Regions from separate parts of the Mus musculus genome. Here regions 2 and 3 are each linked to region 1. A link is a loop called in an ENCODE intact Hi-C map of the cell type or tissue named here. Cell type or tissue: heart. All regions are shown on one strand. Each heading gives the region's core, and the rest is flanking DNA. Links, peaks and the distances in the headings are about the cores only. Region 1 overlaps Lamc1 (laminin, gamma 1). Region 2 overlaps Lamc1 (laminin, gamma 1). Region 3 overlaps Gm46246 (a long non-coding RNA gene).

Region 1 (5,000 bases), core at 1-5,000:
TCAGGGTATTTGCATTTTCCCTGAGAAGGCTTCTCACCCACATGTTGCAGTGTTCCACTTACGGTCTGTGCTCAGATATCGCCATAGCCATGTTAGTGCCGTCACCTCTGAGAATGCAATGTTAGATAGCATTTCTCCCTCTCCCGCTCTCTATCATCTAACATAGATAATGTGTGTGCATGTGCGCAAGTGTGTGTGTGCTTATGATGAGTGCTCATGGTTGTGCAAGTGTGTACATGTGGAGGCTGGAATTCACCATCAGATACCATTCCCGAGGAGCCCCAGAGTCTGTTTTTTGAGACAAGGCCCCTCACTGGGATCAGGGACTCACTGATTGTGCTTGGCTGGCTAGCCAACAAGTCCAAGGGATCAGCCTGTCTCTGCCTTGACAGCATTGGGATTTTGTAGGCACATTCCTGTTTGGCCTTTACGTTGGGGCTAGAGATCAAACTCAAGTCCTTGAAGTTTCCCATGGCAAGCAGTGACAGAGCCTTTCCCCCAGTTGACAACATTAGTGCGTATTTATTCCAGCCCTAGCCCCGCTCTGACACCCACTAGACGGTGAACTCCACCTGCTTGGCACCATATGGATCTCCCTTTCTGCTGTGGCCTCATGCTTAGAATATTGACTAGCTGGTACATATTAACATTCAGTAAATATTTGCTGAGTGAATGGAAGAATTTGGATCTATACGACTCTTGGGACCAGTGAGGAGTGTTAACTCTGACCTAGTGGGTAGCTGTGGTAAGAAATGAACGCACAACCATGAAAACTGAGAAAGCCATCTTATACTGAGCCATACGTGGTTTTATAGGAATTTCTCATATAGATGAGAGATGCAAGCGAAGCGGAACATGGTTGTGGGGAGTTGAAAGGGAACGTGTTCATTGGGACCTACAGAAACAACCAGTTAAAGGTATTCTTACAAAATGGAAGGTTAGACTATTCTCAGAAGTTTGTCACCGTGAGCTTTGGGGTCATTCACTGACTAAATAGTTAATGAAGAAACAAAGCTGCACTCTTTAGCCTTCTGCAGCTCCGTGTATTGTGGGGATCAGGTGGGGTTGGTTATCGGAGTTGGTCTTGGTTTGTACTACACTGCTATCCTTAGATGCTGGAAAGGTTTTACCATCAGGCTGTCTGTTCACGAATCCTTTACTGATGCTCATCCTCTGTGCAGACAAGACAGCATAGAGCCATACAGACCTGCAGATTCTGGTGTCTTCTTTCTTTCTCTTTCCCATGTTTCAAGTCCCTCTACTGCAGCCAGCGTATGCATCACTGACATTTTGCTTACTTTATTCGCTCAGTAAATTTAATCATCTGCCTTCTTTGTCTGCCTCCCTCCTGTCAGTCGGTTCCCACAGCTAGAACTTGGCTTAGCAGAGTGAGTAGGTTTTTTTTTTCCCTGAGTGTGCAGATGAGTGGGAGGAAGGACCAGCCTCATTCCTTTAGCTCGGCTAAAGGATTTCAGGCATGTTGTGACCCACTAGCCTGAATCAGGGCTTGTATTAAGTCTTGTAAGCATGAGGCTTGGGTTAATCAGCCATGCTCCCAGCCAGTTCTTGGCTTGGCTTTTCACTTGGTAATCTAATCTCTTTTGCTGAAGCTATAACGTGAAGTGGCAGAGGAGGTACCCAGATTAAGATAAATATATCTGATGTTTAGTAATGGAAAATGGTAGTCTCTAATGGTAATTTGCACCTATTTTAAATGACCTTCCAAGCATGCTTGACATTTTAGTATTAGTTAAGAAGTCTCTCGGTCTGTGCAGTGGCTGTCTGATGAGACAGCCATGTTTAATAACCAGGCTGAGTCACAATAGTGTGGCTTTTCAGTTTACTAAAGAATATGCAGCCTTTGGAGACCTGTTCCTTGGCAGTAGGGACGGATAGTACCAGGTGGTTTTAGGGGGAATAGCAGGGAGAGGGCAGAATTGTGGCCTTCACCAAAACTTCAAGTTTGATACTTTATGGAAAAATCTAATTTTCTTAGAAATTGGGATGTTTTTATCTCCAAAACCATATCATTCACTTCAAAACATGTTCTTCTCCTTAGCTCCATGCTGACATATACCATGGTTCTTATAAGTAGCCTTTGATGTATAGACCAACTCTTACAAAAGAACTCTAAATACTTTGGCCCCCCATGTTCTGCCTTTGCATTTAGCAGGTCTGGGTTATAGCGTAGCACAAATGTGAAGGGATGTGTTCATCACACACACTTGGAACATAAGACTGTTGAAGGCCCGGGCCATGCTTTTGAGAGGAGACTTTCTCAGACTGAAAGCTCCATTGTATTTGTTATAATAAGTTTAGTTGAAAATTACCGTTTGCTAGAAAACTGTCAAGGTTATCCCATTTGTAAAATTGTAGTAATTTAAATGTACTTTCTGTGGGCCTGTGCCCTTTTTCTGATAGTATTTGGCTACTTGACAAAGGGCAAGACTATGAACAGTTGCTGAAATCTAAGGGGAAGAAATTGGTTGCCCCTCTCTTTCCTCTTCCTCTCCTTCCTCTCTTTCAACATTTTATTTGAAAGATGATGCTTACGGCAGTAGGAAGAACCCAGCTCTTCGCCCAGGCCCTCAAGGACGGAGCTTTCAGTCATAGGGATGACTCTTCTGGACTTGCTGGGGTCACCTCAGCACACCCTGGATGTGCTTAACTGTCCCAGTGCTTTCTCATGGGTTGGCCTGAAGATCCCAAACCCGGCCCTGACTTGGCTCTGGACTGTGTGGACTGGTGGCGTTGTATTTGTGTGCAGTCATCTCTGAGGTGCAGCAGTGGCAGCTGGTGCACAGCTGGACATGCTGTCCTGGGAACTCTCTGCTCACAACCCTGAGAACGTTTTCAAACAGTGGCCTTCTGCGTCTACTGTTTGTGTTAACTGTTTGGAGAGGCCTAGTTAGTAGCCTAAACATACACCGTCTCTAATTGACTGTTCTACAGCTTTCTTAGTGTTAACGTTCTTGATCTTGACTTGACAGAGAGAGAGAGAGAGAGTTCAGTTTCTGATTTCTAGAGAGTTAGCCTGTAAGTTCAATAGTGAGCCCCGTGGCACCTAATTTGGTTCTTTAGAAGGAACTTCTTTTGTTCTGATTCAGCCCTTGGAAGGCATTTTGGAATCCTGGAAAGTTCTGTATGGCCATTATCATTCATCAGTAAACTATACAGGCAGTTGTTTCACAAGGTCCTCATGGAATTTCTCTGAACTGCACATAACAGAGAGACGTTTATGTTCCCCGGCAGTCAGTGTTTGCATCCAACTCTGAGACAGGAAGAGCTTCTCCGTACTCGGGGAGATTAGAAATATTTTACCACGTAGGAGGCTGCAGCAGAATTCCTTGGCTTGGCCCTGCTGGGAGCATGGCTGCATCCCCATTGTTCGGGCAGCCCCCTCCCCTTCTCCATCTCTTCAGCCAGCATGGACTGTAGGATTCAGAGCAGAACATAGGAATTAATTTTGAGCGTTCCATTCTAAACATCTGCACTTGAGGGTTTTGTTTTAAGGGGAACATGTGGCAGGGGAGGGAGAAGGGCAGCAGAACTCTCAGATGCTAAGTATTTTCTGAAGGCTGGGTGTACGGATGGCTTGTCTTCTTATGCCTGAACAAGAGGTGATGCATCCAGAATTTAGGATTTCCTCAATCATTTGATCTGGCTCCTGCTCCTCAAAGCCATAGTGTCTTGTTTTGATTGATCGATCCCATGATGAAATGATAGCGTGGCAGACTCACTGGATTGGAAATCAGAACCTGGACTTACTTTCTATCCACCTATTATTGAATTAGTTTTCACTTTGCCAGAGTTGAATTATAAGACGGACCAATAAGAGTAGGAAATCTGGTAAGATAGAGGGAGGGCAGGCAGGGGGAAGGAGACGCAGAGGCAGACATGGGAGCCCTCAAGTCTCAATCATTTACAGGCATCATAGTCTCAGTAGCACAGATGATTGCATGCCCTGGCCCCTCCATTCCATTCCTTGTGTAGCTCTCTGGGTGTTCTGCTGCTATGGACACATGAGGGGTCTTTTATGCAAACTTATTTCAGAAGGTGTCTGCCATAGGTCAGGGTGCTAAAACGCACAGAGATGTCAGAAAGGTAGGAAAAGAAGAAACGCAAGGTAATGTGGAAGCCCAGTAGAATCCCAAGCCACCTACTCCCGTGCAGAATCAACTGTTTGCCTTGTTGGAATGTCTTAGATAGTAAGTTTCTGGAATACCATGCATACTATACAACAATCTCATCCTCATGGCTTGCCATATTTTGATTTAGCAGAGACAATGGTTCTTTCAACAGAGCTGTAGAAACTGTTGTGTGTGACCTGCTTGGAAAAGTGCTATGTGGGTACCTTAGGGAGGCCTGTATTTGTGGAGTGTTCTTCTGTGAGTGTAATTACGAAGTAGCCCCTGGGCCAGTTAGGTCCTTGTCTGAATAGGTTCAAACCCTTGGTTCAAGAGTTGTCTTCATAAACTCTGTTACAGTATTGCTTTACGCTTCCTAGAACTTTATAATGGGTCAAGGGTATGCAAGAGCAGATGGGCAGGATTGTCCTTATCTTTATAAAAGAGAAATTGCTACAGAGAAATCAGACAATAAAGGAGCTAGACCTGAGCACAGGCCTCATAGAGCATAGTCCTATGTTCTTCTTGCATGCGTGTGTGTGTGTGTGTGTGTGTGTGTGTGTGTGTGTGTGTGTGTGTGTATGTGTCAGGGGCAGTTATTAAATCTCTTCTCTGATCTGGACCAGTTGAGAAAATCAGCCTTACTGTAGATAAAGCTGTGTAGGAGGCTCTGGCCTTGCTGGATGGCAGAGGACTCCTTGAGCATCTCAGAGGGCAGGAGCTCCTGCTCTACACAGGAGGTCAGGGTAGGTTTTTTCTAAGAGGTGCTTTACGTAGGGGGAGTACATGCCACCTCCTTGAGAGCAGAGAGTTGGTCTGTTCACATCCTGTGTCTAGTGTATCGCACAGGACTGAGTGTGGAGTTGCGCTGAA
Region 2 (5,000 bases), core at 1-5,000, 50 kb before region 1:
TTTTGATGACATCCCGTGTAAAACTGGGCTGTGCTGGCCCAGACGGCAGTGGTGGGTGTGGATCATGACTAGGGGAGACTCTGGAAACAGACAAACCTTCCAGATGTCTAGAGAATGTGGACTTGCGGCGGCCTGTGCTTGCCGTTCTTGTGTCTGTATCTGTCCTGCTTTGACTTTCATGGTTGCTTTAGGGAAGGGCCCGAGGACCTGTTTCTTAGATTGGGAAATAAAATGGAAGTTAACGTTTTTCTGGAAGCCTTTTAGTTGGTATTGGCTTTTCTGTGAGAGAAAGAGACCGAGAAGCCGTCTCAGTCCCTTAAGGCCGACTGTGGGTGGGGGCGGCCTCGAGGATGTGGCTGAGAGGTAACGGAAAGCAGATTCATTCATGGCTCTGGTGAGCTTCAGTTATGAAACGGGCCTCCAGTGCCCCAGTCAGCAGCCTGTGAACCATGCCTGACTGAATGGGTCTTGGTTTTGAAATTTACAGATTGCCTGGATCCCCACTGTCTCCTTGGCCTTCTTCTCAGATGCAGCTGTTTTTGTTACTACATCATTTTGTGTTTTAACTGGCTGGTTACTTTCCCAGTCCCTTTTATGGTGAATAATGACACATGGAGCTTGAACACCCAAGTGTGTGGCTAATCAAACAGGAAATCTCAAGGAAGCACAGAGAAACAAAAGACAAGACAGGAAAGGTCATTCATGAGCCTAGGCAGTAGACATCTGCGGGAACATCTGACAGCTTGAGACAGGCTGGAAACTCAACCAGTGGAATGTTTTATGTGGGACTTGCTGTTTTTCTTATGCATTGGAAATATTAAGCCTTAATAAATTAGATAGAAGTGAAGGTGAAAGAGAGAGAGAGAGAGAGAGAGAAAAGAATGTGGCATTCTTGCCTTTCAAACGGGAAGGCAGCTCTGGCCGCAGGGTGCCTTGGATCTAAAAGTCTGATGTGTCCTGTCTGAAGCAGCAGTGAAGCTGCATGTGGGGTGAACGAGTGACTGGAGGTGACGACCGGGTTAAAAGATGGCTTTAAGCAGTGCCTGAGGAATAGGAGGTTAAAAACAATTAGGCGGCACGGCTATCATTGTAGCGGGAGGATTTTGACTTCCAGGCAGCCTGGGCTGCATAGCTAGTCTATAACCAAAGAACCAAAGAGAAGAAGAAAGAAAAATGTGGTCTAGTAGGAGAGCAAACCTATCAACAGATCCCTAATGCTAATCCTGGGACACAGAGTTGTGACAAGAACAGAAAACACCATGGGAACCGCGGAAACTCCAGTTACCTACAGAGATGTCAGCAGTCCGTATGAATACTACAAAGACAGTCCATATAAATGCCTTCTCAGAAGCAACTGTCTGGTGACCTTTAAGATTTATTTATTTATATGTATATGAATACACTGTTGCTGTCTTCAGACACACCAGAAGAGGGCATCAGATGCCCATTACAGGTGGCTGTGAGCTACCATGTGGTTGCTGGGAATTGAACTCTGGACCTCTGGAAGGAAGAGCAGTCAGTGCTCTTAGCTGCTGAGCCATCTCTCCAGCCTGTATAGAGATTCTTGCCTCCTCTGATCAGAGACTTGTCAGGACCAGCCATTTAAATGCTATCTTCTACATAATAATGAAATTAGGAAGCTACAGAGCAGAACTGCCCATTAAGCACCAGGAGGTGATGCAGATGTGAAGGGAAGGAGCTTTGGGCCTCTTAGGTGGAAGCTGAGGCAGTGCTGGTTGTGTGCCTGGCTCTGCATTTCAGTCACAGTGGGCTTCTGCACACCACAGAGATGCTCTCTTCCCCCTTGACTGCCCCCTAAATGCAGCTGCTAAAGGTCTAGTGGAGTTTCAGCTCTTCCCGGAAGACCACTGATTTCAAACTCTCCTTCATCGTATTTGTATTTGTCTTTATGTTATGCCAGATCTATAGTTCATCTGATTCTGAACTTGAGGGGAAAGGCTGCAGGCCTGTGAGGTGAGGGGTGTGGTACTGTCGCCAGGATTTACCCCATTAGATGAATACTCCGATGCTAATATAAACTCAGTGATTTCTTAGTCCCTCTTATGAAATATTTAGAATATCTATTATGCAGGAGACACTGTAAAATTCGGGGACGGGGGAGAGAGGATCTGAGCTTTAAAATCTGGGTGAAATGATGCGGCACCGAGGGGCTATTAACTGTCTTCCTCCACTGGCTTTGTGTCTCTGGTGTACACACAGCCTGGTATCCTCTGTCTGGCAGTCTGTACTCAGAAAAGCTCGTTGGATGAATGAATTCAATGGAGACTTCTGTGACACTGTGACCACTGTGTACAGATGACCTCAAGAAGCAGCAGCGGTTTGTTTATGTTTTCCCAAGATGGAGTTTCCCTTTAGATAGGGTTGGAGTTGGATGTCTGGGGTAGGTTGGAGTACGTGGTGTAGCTTCTGCAATAGCATAGCACTAGACCCCTGTACCAAAGAACCCCAACAAGAAAGTCATCTACCAAACATTGATACCTGGTTTTCTTTTATGTGGTGGGTCTGTGGTGAGTGGTTCAGGGCTATCTGGATGTGGGATTATGGTCCTCATCTGCCATTCCTTAGAGGGCCTTCCTTGTTTACGGTTGATTTTGAGGGATGAGCACTTCTCGCCTCCTAATCGGTGCACACTGTTGAGAACTGTGTGTCTTAAGTGTTAAGACTAAGACCTGATGTGGCGCACATCATTTGCACTGCTATGACAAGGACAATGAGAACAGATTTTGGCAGACAGCAGTGCATAGCGACGTTTCTCCCTGAGCTGTGCCTGCCAACTCCTGTGTGGCAGTACCCACTTCCCCCACATGGTGGTCTTTTTGTGGAGTCTTCCTCAGAGATCTCTTCTCATTTGAGGACAGTAGCTGGCATATCGTCAGTGAGCCCTAAAGATCCTAGATCTTCCTAGAGCCTCCTTCCTAAGGAAAGCCTACATTTTTCTCCTGCTACCTCAGCCTGACCTCCACTCCCTGCCTTGGCAGAATTTACTTTATTTTTATTTTTTTAATTTGAAACTTATCATTAACCAGGAGGTGGTGGTGCACGCCTTTGGTTCTAGCACTTGGGAGGCAGAGGTAGGAGTTTAAGGAGTTCAAGGCCAGCCTGGTCTACAGAGTGAGTTCCAGGACAGCTAGGGCTACTCAGAAAAAAAAAAAAACCCTGTTTCAAAAAACAAACAACAAAACAAAACAACCATGAACAAACAGAAAAGCCAATAACAACAAAAAGAAAGAAAGAAAGAGAGAAAGAAAGAAAGAGAGAAAAGAAAGCCAACTCCCCAAATTTCTTTACTTTTGAGAATTTCATACATGAGTTTTTCTTTGCTCTAATCCCTCTCAAATTTATGGTTTATTGTTTTAAAAATATTTTTATATATACACCTTTATAAATACAAGCTGCTGAGCTCTATAGTGTTACCCACATGTATGTGTTTAGCACTGGCCACTTTGAATTGGGTGACCCGCTAGGGTGCTTGTCCTTGAAGAAGGCCCATCCACTCTCAGCAGCCATTACTTGCCTTCAGTTCTTCATCTGGATGTGGGGCCTTGAGATTTCCCCCATCCATGTTAACCTGTTAGTTGCTGCTGCTTTCTTTGCATGTCTTCTTTAGCTAACCCCATCGTTGGGATGATGTGGGTCCAGCTTCCCTGCCATGGGGAGAAGACACAGTCCCCCAGGAGGCCCTCTGTCTCCTACAGTCTGTTAGCCTCAGAATTTACCTTTTAATGTGATGGTTTCACTCTTGGTTCTCAGCCCCTGCCTTGACTCCGAGATCTTACTTATTGGGTTGATGCACACCTGAATCGCCAGGCTATCCATGTCAGATCCATCTTGGGGGAGCACATCTGTCTACAGGATACAGCTGCACAGGACAAGTCTTGATTTAGTCAACAGTTCTGATTCTGTTTACCTTCAGCAATGATAGAAGAATCACAACCGTTTTAAAATCCAGATGTGTTTTAGAAATACCACTCATTATGTCATCCACTGGTTACATGACCACACAGTCACCTTTCTGGAATCTTAGCATTAGGAACATATGAAATCAGCAGATTTAGCAAAATGGTTGTATATTACAGTGTACATATATTGTATATGCCATAACTGACATTTTGGCTGTGAAGTATGTTCACATGAAATAGGGTGATTAAAGACCAAGATAGCCTCACACAGGATGTATTCTACTAAACAAAACATCTATGCTTTAAAACTTTTTAAAACTTAGAGTCATAGATAGAAGATCATGGGTGCATACCACATTTGGTTGCACTTATAAGTTGTACCACTTCTACGGTTAGTGGTGTGTAAACATTTAACATAAAACCAGCAGTTGATGAATTGGTTATTATCCAAGCAAATGGATAAAGCTCTGTAATACTCACTTCTGCACGGCTGGGGAGATGGCTCAGCAGTTAAGAGTACTTGTTGCTCTTGCAGAGGACCTGGGTTCAGTTCTCAGCACCCACATGGTGACTAGCAACCATCTAAATAAACTCTAGTTTCAGGGATTTCAATGCCCTCCTGACCTCTAAGGCACCAGGCACACATACAGTGCACATGCAAACATGCAGGCAAAACATCTATACACATAAAATAAATGAAAGCCAAAGTTCTGTTACATTGAAAGGATGAATTTCTTTCTTTTTCTTTTTTTCTTTTTTAGTATTGGGGATAGCTTTGAACTCTTGATCCTCCGGCCTCAACGTCCCACGTGTGGGATTACAGGTTTCATGCGCTTCTGGAGAATCAAACTCCAGGCTTTCTGTTTGGCAGGCAGGCATCCTGCCACCTGCACACAGACCTGTATTCAGGTTTTTGTGGAGGACCAGTTTCACCTCTAAAGTTCACTCTAGTTCTGCTGAGAGCTTGGTGTGTTAAAGCTGCTTCATTTGAGATACCTTCTGAGTCGGAAGTAGGTTTGCTTGCCTGCAGACGCTGATACGGGTGTCATCTGTGCTCTCTGCTCTTTTTTTTTTTTTTTT
Region 3 (11,545 bases), core at 2,881-7,880, 120 kb before region 1:
CTGAAGTAATCCAAAACACCAGCAGATCCTTCTACAAAAGGCTATACTCAACAAAACTGGAAAACCTGGACGAAATGGACAAATTTCTAGACAGATACCAGGTACCAAAGTTAAATCAGGATCAAGTTAACGATCTAAACAGTCCCATATCCCCTAAAGAAATAGAAGCAGTCATTAATAGTCTCCCAGCCAAAACAAGCCCAGGACCAGATGGGTTTAGTGCAGAGTTCTACCAGACCTTCAAAGAAGATCTAATTCCAGTTCTGCACAAACTATTCCACAAAATAGAAGTAGAAGGTACTCTACCCAACTCATTCTATGAAGCCACAATTACTCTGATACCTAAACCATAGAAAGATCCAACAAAGATAGAGAACTTCAGACCAATTTCTCTTATGAATATTGATGCAAAAATACTCAATAAAATTCTTGCTAACCGAATCCAAGAACACATTAAAACAATCACCCATCCTGACCAAGTAGGTTTTATTCCAGGGATGCAGGGATGGTTTAATATACGAAAATCCATCAATGTAATCCATTATATAAACAAACTCAAAGACAAAAACCACATGATCATCTCGTTAGATGCGGAAAAAGCATTCGACAAGATCCAATACCCATTCATGATAAAAGTCTTGGAAAGATCAGGAATTCAAGGCCCATACCTAAACATGATAAAAGCAATCTACAGCAAACCAGTAGCCAACATCAAAGTAAATGGTGAGAAGCTGGAAGCAATCCCACTAAAATCAGGGACTAGACAAGGATGCCCACTTTCTCCCTACCTCTTCAACATAGTACTTGAAGTATTAGCCAGAGCAATTCGACAACAAAAGGAGATCAAGGGGATACAAATTGGAAAAGATGAAGTCAAAATATCACTTTTTGCAGTTGATATGATAGTATATATAAGTGACCCTAAAAATTCCACCAGAGAACTCCTAAACCTGATAAACAGCTTCGGTGAAGTAGCTGGATATAAAATTAACTCAAACAAGTCAATGGCCTTTCTCTACACAAAGAATAAACAGGCTGAGAAAGAAATTAGGGAAACAACACCCTTCTCAATAGTCACAAATAATATAAAATATCTTGGCGTGACTTTAACTAAGGAAGTGAAAGATCTGTATGATAAAAACTTCAAGTCTCTGAAGAAAGAAATTAAAGAAGATCTCAGAAGATGGAAAGATCTCTCATGCTCATGGATTGGCAGGATCAACATTGTAAAAATGGCTATCTTGCCAAAAGCAATCTACAGATTCAATGAAATCCCCATCAAAATTCCAACTCAATTCTTCAACGAATTAGAAAGAGCAATCTGCAAATTCATCTGGAATAACAAAAAACCTAGGATAGCAAAAACTCTCCTCAAGGATAAAAGAACCTCTGGTAGAATCACCATGCCTGACCTAAAGCTTTACTACAGAGCAATTATGATAAAAAACCGCATGGTACTGGTATAGTGACAGACAAGTAGACCAATGGAATAGAATTGAAGACCCAGAAATGAACCTACACACCTATGGTCACTTGATCTTCGACAAGGGAGCTAAAACCATCCAGTGGAAGAAAGACAGCATTTTCAACAAATGGTGCTGGCACAACTGGTTGTTATCATGTAGAAGAATGCAAATCAATCCATTCCTATCTCCTTGTACTAAGGTCAAATCTAAGTGGATCAAGGAACTTCACATAAAACCAGAGACACTAAAACTTATAGAGGAGAAAGTGGGGAAAAGCCTCAAAGATATTGGCACAGGGGCAAAATTCCTGAATAGAACAGCAATGGCTTGTGCTGTAAGATCGAGGATTGACAAATGGGACCTCATGAAACTGCAAAGCTTCTGCAAGGCAAAAGACACCGTCAGTAAGACAAAAAGGCCACCAACAGATTGGGAAAGGATCTTTACCTATCTTAAATCAATAGGGGACTAATATCCAATATATATAAAGAACTCAAGAGAATGGACTCCAGAAAATCAAATAACCCCCTTAAAAGATGGGGCTCAGAGCTAAACAAAGAATTCTCACCCGAGGAATACCGAATGGCTGAAAAGCACCTGAAAAAATGTTCAACATCCTTAATCATCAGAGAAATGCAAATCAAAACAACCCTGAGATTCCATCTCACACCAGTCAGAATGGCTAAGATCAAAAATTCAGGTGACAGCAGATGCTGGCGAGGATGTGGAGAAAGAGGAACACTCCTCCATTGTTGGTGGAATTGCAAGCTTGTACAACCACTCTGGAAATCAGTCTGGCGGTTCCTCAGAAAATTGGACATAGTACTACAGGAGGATCCAGCAATACCTCTCCTGGGCATATATACAGAAGATGTCCCAACCGGTAAGAAGGACACATGCTCCACTATGTTCATAGCAGCCTTATTTATAATAGCCAGAAGCTGGAAAGAACCCAGATGCCCCTCAACAGAGGAATGGATACAAAAAATGTGGTACATTTACACAATGGAGTACTATTCAGCTTTTTTTTTTAATGTGCACATATTATAGTATTTATTATTAAATATGGAAAGTTAATATTTTTTTGCATTTTAAATTAGGTATTTTCCTCATTTACATTTTCAATGCTATCCCAAAGGTCCCCCATACCCACCCCCTATTCAGCTTTTAAAAAGAATGAATTTATGAAATTCCTAGGCAAATGGTTGGACCTGGAGGGAATCATCCTGAGTGAGGTAACACAATCACAAAAGAACTCAAATAATATGTACTCACTGATAAGTGGATATTAGCCCAGAAACTTAGTATAGCGAGATATAAGGTACAATTTGCAAAACACATGAAACTGAAGAAGAACGAAGACCAAAGTGTGGACACTTTGCCCCTTCTTAGAATTGGAAACAATCACCCATGGAAGGAGTTACAGAGACAAAGTTTGGAGCTGAGACAAAAGGATGGACCATCTAGAGACTGCCATATCCAGGGATCCATCCCATAATTAGCCTCCAAACGATGACACCATTGCATACACTAGCAAGCATTGGCTGAAAGGACCCTGATATAGCTGTTTCTTGTGAGACTAGGCCGGGGCCTAGCAAACACAGAAGTGGATGCTCACAGTCAACTATTGGATGGATCACAGGGCCCCCATTGGAGGAGCTAGAGAAAGTACCCAAGGAGCTAAAGAGATCTGCAACCCTGTAGGTGCAACATTATGAACTAACCAGTACCCCAGAGCTCTTGACTCTAGCTGCATATGTATCAAAAGATGGCCTAGTCGGCCATCACTGGAAAGAGAGGCCCATTGGAACAGGCAAACTTTATATGCCCCAGTACAGGGGAACGCCAGGGCCAAAACATGGGAATGGGTGGGTAGGGGAGTAGGGAGGGGGAGGGTGTGGGAAACTTTTGGGATAGCATTGGAAATGTAATTGAGGAAAATACGTAATAAAAAATATATTAAAAAAAAGAATGTAAGGGTTGAGGCTTACTAGTGGATGTGTTTGTGTGTCAAGTTGACAAGTGGTCAATTGTACTGGCTGGTTTTGTGTGTCAACTTGACACAGCTGGAGTTATCACAGAGAAAGGAGCTTCAGTTAAGGAAATGCCTCCATGAGATACAACTGTAAGGCATTTCCTCAATTAGTGATCAAGGGGGAAAGGCCCCTTGTGGGTGGGACCATCTCTGGGCTGGTAGTCTTGGTTCTATGAGAGAGCAGGCTGAACAAGCCAGGGGAAGCAAGCCAGTAAAGAACATCCCTCCATGGCCTCTGCATCAGCTCCTGCTTTCTGGCCTGCTTGAGTTCCAGTCCTGACTTCCTTGGTGATCAACAGCAGTATGGAAGTGTAAGGCGAATAAACCCTTTCCTCCCCAACTTGCTTCTTGGTCATGATGTTTGTGCAGGAATAGAAACCCTGACTAAGATACCTATGTAAGTACACTGTAGGTGTCTTCAGACACACCAGAAGGGCGTCAGATCTCATTACAGATGGTTGTGAGCTACCATGTGGCTGCTGGAATTTGAACTCAAGACCTTTGGAAGAGCAGTTAGTGCTCTTGCCCACTGAGCCATCATCTCATCAATCCCATTAATATATCATTTTAATCTCTACTATTTGATAACTTTTTTTTTTGCAACAGGATCACATGTTACCCAGGCTAGCACCCAACTCACTCCATACCTGAGAATGACTTTGCATTTCTGAACCTCCACCTCCAGAGTGCTGAGCTTATCGGCATGCGACCCCCAAGCCATTGTATTTGGTGCTGGGCATGGAACCCAGGGCTTCCTGGAGTCTAGAACAACAGAGCTACACCCTAAGCCCATAAAAAGTTGCACAAAGCTTACATTTGCCAGAGAAGACATAACGAGTGCATGTGGAGAGTTTGGAATTTTGAAGTTTTGTTTGGTGGAAACTTCCTTTTTATTGTTTTGAAGAGGTATACCAGAGAATGTTGGGAAACGTGACTGGATTTATTGTTTGGTTTTCTTAATGAAACAGATTTTTAAAAACTTTCAAAAATCTTTCCAATTAGCAACAGATTCCTAAATAATCTATGTTTTCCTCGTCTTGGCACATCAGTTTTTTCCTTTGTCTTCATTCTGCCCGAACTCTAACAACAGATATTCCTGGAAGGTGGGATGCTTCAGAACGGCTCTCTAGTACATGTAGCTCCTGCATCTGACCACACGGCGGCACTGGAGAGCTTTGGGGACTGATGCAAGCCCCAGTCCCAAAGGGCTGGGCACAGTGAAGCATTCCTGCTCCAGCTCTGACTCAGAAGTCTGCTGTGCAAGCTCAGACTTCTAACCTCCAGCACTTTAACCTGCGGCTCCGTGTTCTGCTGAGGCTTCAGCCTTTGACGGCCTGTGCTGACCCCTCCATACTTGTTTAGCTTCCTTTTTCAGTTCTTTTCGAGATAAATACAGGTTTTAAATCTCATTCTGTATAAACTACATAAAGGCTTGCCCTACTATTTAAGGGCACATGGCACTAGAGAGAGGCAGGAAGGACACAAACTAAATCTCTAACTAAAGCTACTCCGAAGAAAAGCTAGCAGCCCACGCGGGACTTCATAGTCGGCGATGAAGACTCACTCAGATGAAGTGGAGAGCCATTGATGGGGCAATTGTCATCAACACACACACACAAATTTACACACTCACGTGCACAAATACACACATACGCAGGCGCGCGATTGCACGTCAGTCAGACACGCATGCGCGCTAAATATTTGGATCCAGGCAAACATAACAAAAGGATAGGACAATATAAGACATTATTCAGCTGTAGCCTTTGCAGAGGAGCGGTCGTATCACAGAGAACATGGTTATGAAAGGGCACTTCATAATTCACCTTATATAATTCTACATTGCAGAAGTACTCTAGAGTAAAACTTTTGTTCAGCTTGTTTTTGTTTTGTTTTGTTTTGTTTTTCACTTTGAAGCAAGGTCTTGCTAGATTACTTTGCTTTTTCTCAAAGTCAAAACCGTCCTGCCTCAGTCCTCCGAGGGCTGGGATCTGGGGTGTGGGCCACCATGGGTGTCCTCCTGGGAGCTTTCTCTTGCTTCTTCTTCTTCTTAACCTGGTAAAGATATCAGAAAATGAGTTTTCATTACTCTAGGATGTGCATTTATGCCATTTAAAGACGTTGTGGACCAGCTGGAGACAGTCTCAGTGACTAAGAGCACTTTCTGGTCATAGAGGACCCCAGTTCAATACCCAGCACCCACAGGGGGCAGCTAGCTCCCAACTGGCTGTAACTCCAGATCCAGAGGATCTGCCCTCTTGTGGTGTCTGTGTCTGCATTAATATGGATGTGCCTGCCGGGCAGTGGTGGCTCACGCCTTTAATCCCAGCACGTGGGAGGCAGAGGCAGGCAGATTTCTGAGTTCGAGGCCAACCTGGTCTACAAAGTGAGTTCCAGGACAGCCAGGGCTATACAGAGAAACCCTGTCTCAAAAAAAAAAAAAAAAAAAAAAAAAAAAAGGACATACGTACACTCAGACATACATACACACACACACAGACATAAATTTATTTTAAAAAAAAAGGCATTAGAAGGCTGGAGCACTGTCATTCTGGCATTCACTTGTATTCCTGGAGGGCTATCAGAGCACAAGGTCAGCTCGGGCCACAGGCATACATGCAGGCAGAATGCCATATACATAATAGATATACCTAAAAAATAAAAAGATAAAATTCAGAAAGAAACAAAAAGAGCTGGGATATAAATCAGGTTACAGAACCCGACTACCATGTTGAAAGCCCCAGGTTCACGCCCACAGCACAGGGGAGGAGGTATCAAATCGCAGCTCTTTGTCTCCAATTGAATTGTATGGAAAAGGAAGAGGGTCATTACACTGGAGGAAGTGAAGTGTTTCCTGGAGGGAAAGGCTTAGGTAAGTCGGCTCTGTTCCTGATGCAGAATTGTAAGCCTGGAATTCCCAGGGACAAGGCTGCCCCGGAGGACATTGATGGAGACAGATGCCTTCTGACAGGGATCCAGAGAACATCAGGGAACATCAGGACGCTTGTCACTACAGACTCAAGGCTGACTGTGTGAACACAGCCCACTGTTAGCTATGTAACCTTGAGAAATGTATTTGCCTTTCTGAAATTCTATTGCTTCATCTGTCATGGGGAGTAGTGGTAGAACGCACCTCGTTGGCTGGCCGGGATAGTTAAGTGACATAAAATGTTCAAAGACCTTAAAACTGGAATTGGTCCATAGGTGTGTTCAGACGATGCAGCCTGCTCCCCAGGTCAGCAGCAAAATGGAATTCTTAACTTTCCTATCTCCAGTTATGTCCATGGACACACCAAAGACCCAGGCTGTGCCACAGAGACAACGCTTCCATGACACTTCAGGCAGTAATGCAAATCAATTTATTGGATCAGAAATAGAATGAGTCTGCATTAAAATATAAGAATTTGAAAATGAGGTGGATAGGGATGGCACACGCCTTTAATCCCAGCACTTGGGAGGCAGAGGCAGGCAGATTTCTGTAGGCCAGCCAAATCTACAGAGTGAGTTGCAGGACAGCCAGGGCTACACAGAGAAACTCTGTCTCGAAAAACCAAAAAAAAAAAAAAAAAAAAAAAAAAAAAAGATTTTGAAAATGATGCATTAGGGGCTGGAGAGATGGCTTAGCAGTTAAGAGTGCTAACTGCTCTTCCAGAGATCCTGAGTTCAATTCCCAGCAACCACATGGTGGCTCACAACCATCTGCAGTGGGATTCGATGATGCCCTCTTCTGGTGTGTCTGAAGACAGCTGCAGTGTACTCATATACATGAAATAAATAAATCTTTAAAAAGAAAGAAAGAAAATGATACATTAGAAATGCCCTTTTCAAGCTAGGTGTCTTAGTCAGGGTTTCTATTCCTGCACAAACATCATGACCAAGAAGCAAGTTGGGGAGGAAAGGGTTTATTCGGCTTACATTTCCATACTGCTGTTGATCACCAAAGGATGCAGGACTGGAACTCAAGCAGGTCAGAAAGCAGGAGCTGACGCAGAGGCCACGGAGGGATGTTCTTTACTGGCTTGCTCAGTCTGCTCTCTTATAGAATCCAAGACTGCCAGCCCAGAGATGTTCCCCACCCACAAGGGGCCCTTCCCCCTTGATCACTAATTGAGAAAATGCCTTACAGTTTTATCTCATGGAGGCATTTCCTCAACTGAAGCTCCTTTCTCTGTGGTAACTACAGCTGTGTCAAGTTGACACAAAACTAGCCAGTACAATTGACCCCTTGTCAACTTGACACACAAACAAATCACTAGTAAGCCTCAACCCTTACATTCTTATTCATCCCCAAGATCTAAACAACTTTAAAAGTCCCACAGTCTTTACATATTCTTAAATTTTCAATCTCTTTAAAATATCCATCTCTTTTAAAATCCAAACTCTTTTTACAATTAAAAGTCTCTTAACTGTGGGCTCCACTAAAACAGTTTCTTCCTTCAAGAGGGAAAATATCAGGGCACAGTCACAATCAAAGCAAAAATCAATCTCCAACTGTCCAATGTCTGGGATCCAACTCACGATCTTCTGGGCTCCTCCAAGGGCTTGGGTCACTTCTCCAGCCATGCCCTTTGTAGCACACGCGTCATCCTCTAGGCTCCAGATGCCTGTACCCCACTGCTGCTGCTGCTCTTGGTGGTCATCTCATGGCATCTCCAAAACACTGCATGACCCCTTCAGTCCTGGGCCTTCAATTGCAACTGTGCCTGCACCTTCACCAATGGCCTTCCATGGCCTCACACAGTGCCAAGCCTCAGCTGCTTTGCGTGACCCCTTCATGCCTTCAAAACCAGTACCACCTGGGTGACCCTTACATATTACCAAGTCCCGCTGCAGCAGGAGTACAACCTTGGCCATCTCTGGAACACAGCCTCTTTGTGCCTTCAGAAAACACTTCCCAGAAGATGTCACCTCAATGATGCTGGTCTCTTCTTAATCACCGCTAATTTCTTAGCTCCAGCTAACCAGCATCAATAGTCCCAGTAATGCAAAGTTTTTGCTTTAGTAATTCTGGTATCTTGTTAATCACAGCTGATTCTTCAGCCTCAGCTAACCAGAACTACAGAATCTTCACGATCAAAACAGCAATGGCCCTGAAAAGTCTTTAATTTTCCCTCTGAAATTTCACAAACCAGAGCTCCATCTTCTGCAGTGTTCTCAACATTATCTTCCAAGCTCCTACACGACATCCGACAGAGCTCTTAACAACGGATGGATCTTCAAGCCCAAAGTTCCAAAGTCCTTCCACAGTCCTCCCCAAAACATGGTCAGATTGTCACAGGAATACCCCACTCTGCTGGTACCAATTTGTCTTAGTCGGGGTTTCTATTCCTGCACAAACATCATGACCAAGAAGCAAGTTGGGGAGGAAGGGGTTTATTCGGCTTACATTTCCATACTGCTGTTGATCACCAAAAGATGCAGGACTGGAACTCAAGCAGGTCAGAAAGCAGGAGCTGATGCAGAGGCCACGGAGGGATGTTCTTTACTGGCTTGCCCCCTCTGGCTTGCTCAGTCTGCTCTCTTATAGAATCCAAGACTACCAGCCCAGAGATGGTCCCACCCACAAGGGGCCTTTCTCCTTTGATCACAAATTGAGAAAATGCCTTACAGTTGTATCTCATGGAGGCATTTCCTCAACTGAAGCTTCTTTCTCTGTGAGAACTCCAGCTGTGTCAAGTTGACTAGCTTGTATAGTACACTAGGTATATTCATTCTCTCTCTCTCTCTCTCTCTCTCTCTCTCTCTCTCTCTCTCTCTCTCTCTCTCTCTCTCTCTCTCTCTCTCTCTCTCTCTTGCTGTGATAACACATCATGACCAAGACAATTTAAGGAAGAGTTTATTTTGGCTTGTGGGTCTAGAAGGATAAGAGTCCATGAGAGCTTAGGCATGGTAGCTGAGAGCTCACATCTTTCAACTTCAAGGAAGAGGCGGGGGAGGGAGAAGAAGAAGAAGAAGAAGAAGAAGAAGAAGAAGAAGAAGAAGAAGAAGAAGAAGAAGAAGGAGGAGGAGGAGGAGGAGGAGGAGGAGGAGGAGGAGGAGGAGGAGGAGGAGGAGGAGGAGGAGGAGGAGAAGGAGAAGGAGAAGGAGAAGGAGAAGGAGAAGGAGAAGGAGAAGGAGAAGAAGAAGAAGAAGAAGAAGAAGAAGAAGAAGAAGAAGAAGAAGAAGAAGAAGAAGAAGAAGAAGAAGAAGAAGAAGAAGAAGAAGAAGAAGAAGAAGAAGAAGAAGAAGAAGAAACAAGAGAGAAAGAGAGGAGGGAAGGAGAGATGTGTGAGAGAGATTCCATCCATGTGTGTCTTGTGACCACACCCAATGATAGCTACACCCTTATCCTCCATCTTCTCCCATTCCAGCTGGTCCTGTGCCTTTCCCCGATAGCCTGTCGTCAACGCAAACCCACATGTGAGAGAATATGTAATCTTTGTCTCTTGAGTTTGACTTTCTTCACTTCACACTTTGATATTATTCCCAGGAACGGTATAGCGGGATCACATGGTAGTTCTATTTTTAGTTTTCTATTTTTTTCTTTTCTTTCTTATTAAAGTATTTATTTATTATATGTAAGAGCGCTGTAGCTGTCTTCAGACACTCCAAATGAGGGCATCAGATTTCGTTAAGGGTGGTTGTGAGCCACAATGTGGTTGCTGGGATTTGAACTCAGGACCTTTGGAAGAGCAGTTGGCTCTCTTAACCGCTGAGCCATCTCACCAGCCCTATTTTTAGTTTTCTGAGGCATTTCCATATTCACTAGTGGCTGCTCTTTCTTGTTTTCTTACCATCAATGTCTAAGGGGTCCCTTTTCTCTGCATCCTCTCCAGCATTTGTTATGAGGGTACATTTTTGTGTGTGTGTGTGTTAGTATATGTGAGTTAGTATTTATGTATGTGCACACATGCATGTGTGCCACACGTGCACATGGATGACCCTGCACGTGGAGGACAGAGCTCGATATCAGATGACTTCCTCGGCCTTGCTCTGCCTTATGCTTCAAGGTTCTGCTCTCTAAGCCAGGAGCTTGCCAACTTGCTAGACTCCTTAGCCAATGCCCTCCAGGGATGCTGAGAGCATATAAATTTGATGGGCACATACTGGGGGCAAAGGGAGGACCAGAATCTTCTGAGTGGGTGTGGGGCAGCTTGACCAAAAGCTCAGAGGTCAGAAAGGGTCTGAGGCAAGCCGCAGGTCCACAAATGGGATAAAGTTCACCAGGAGCAAACTGTGCCAAGCTTTAAATGCCCATCTGGGGAGATGCACCCGGCGCTGAATGCAGTGAAGGCTTCGAGTTTTGGTGCCAGGGAAGGCCAGGCACCATCTCGAACCTGTCCATTCCAACCCTCTTTGGGTTTTCTAGCCAATCATTAGTTAATGCTCAGATTTTAAGCTTCTTTCAAAACATTAACTTCTCAAGGATGGGAGACAAAAATAAAGGACATTTATAAGATAAATTGAAACTTGCCTTGAACTGGCCTTGACTGCAGTTTTCTCGTTCCCCATTCCTACATCCTTGCCTGAGCTAACTAAAGGTGACTATCATGCTTTGTAGACAAAGGCTCAGGGAAACGATCCAGAGGCAACTATTTTCAGCATAGCACTCCCAAGGTAAAGACAGGACCGCTCTTTCTGTTTTCCTCTCTTGTTAGAATGTTCCTTTCCACTTACCCTCTGAGATCAAAGAGGCAGTGAGGAGAGAGATGCTGTTTATGTCAGACAGCTTCATATCTAAAACATAACTCACGTCCTGTTTCCTCACTGTTGGGTATGTTCCCCCCAGAAGCAAGGCCTCGGGAGAAAAGGATGACTTCCCTTGAACAGCACTTGTTCAACAAAGCCCCCTAGGCCTTTAGTCCTTTGGCCTGCCCAGATGTGTCCAGAGTCTCAGTCAGGCCCGGGCTTCCAGCCTCTTACCTGGCAATAATTCCTTCTCTGGGTGAGCCTTCCAAATCTGCAGCTGGCAGGGTGACAGGATATATGTGTTCATCTGTAACTTGCCTGGCTTATCCTTCCGAGCATCTGCAATGGGTCTGCATCAAAGCGCATCCTGTTGCTGGGT

Evidence for each region. A loop is a pair of places that touch in the nucleus more often than their neighbours do. Peaks named below come from ENCODE experiments on the same cell type or tissue, not always from the same donor. Only the 100,000 strongest peaks of a DNase experiment are listed, where the experiment ranks them.
Region 2: a loop joins it to region 1, with 1.9 times the contacts of the local background. A loop is called at or near these places in 5 of 42 quality-filtered maps.
Region 3: a loop joins it to region 1, with 2.9 times the contacts of the local background. A loop is called at or near these places in 5 of 42 quality-filtered maps.

What each region holds. Positions count from the first base shown.
Region 1 is chr1:153,263,543-153,268,542 of GRCm38, reverse strand. All of the region lies in intron 1 of Lamc1 (laminin, gamma 1), which reads left to right. Among named protein-coding and RNA genes, the nearest start is that of Lamc1, 67 kb to the left of the region's middle. In heart, for the core only: no CTCF peak of the experiment used is centred there; a DNase peak (open chromatin) is centred at 2,752; H3K27ac peaks cover 4,545 bases.
Region 2 is chr1:153,313,125-153,318,124 of GRCm38, reverse strand. All of the region lies in intron 1 of Lamc1 (laminin, gamma 1), which reads left to right. Among named protein-coding and RNA genes, the nearest start is that of Lamc1, 17 kb to the left of the region's middle. In heart, for the core only: CTCF peaks have their summits at 1,429 (motif pointing right) and 2,825; DNase peaks (open chromatin) are centred at 134 and 394; H3K27ac peaks cover 739 bases.
Region 3 is chr1:153,380,039-153,391,583 of GRCm38, reverse strand. The region is part of intron 1 of Gm46246 (a long non-coding RNA gene); the gene reads left to right. Among named protein-coding and RNA genes, the nearest start is that of Gm46246, 11 kb to the left of the region's middle. In heart, for the core only: a CTCF peak has its summit at 5,755 (motif pointing left); DNase peaks (open chromatin) are centred at 4,703 and 6,273; H3K27ac peaks cover 490 bases.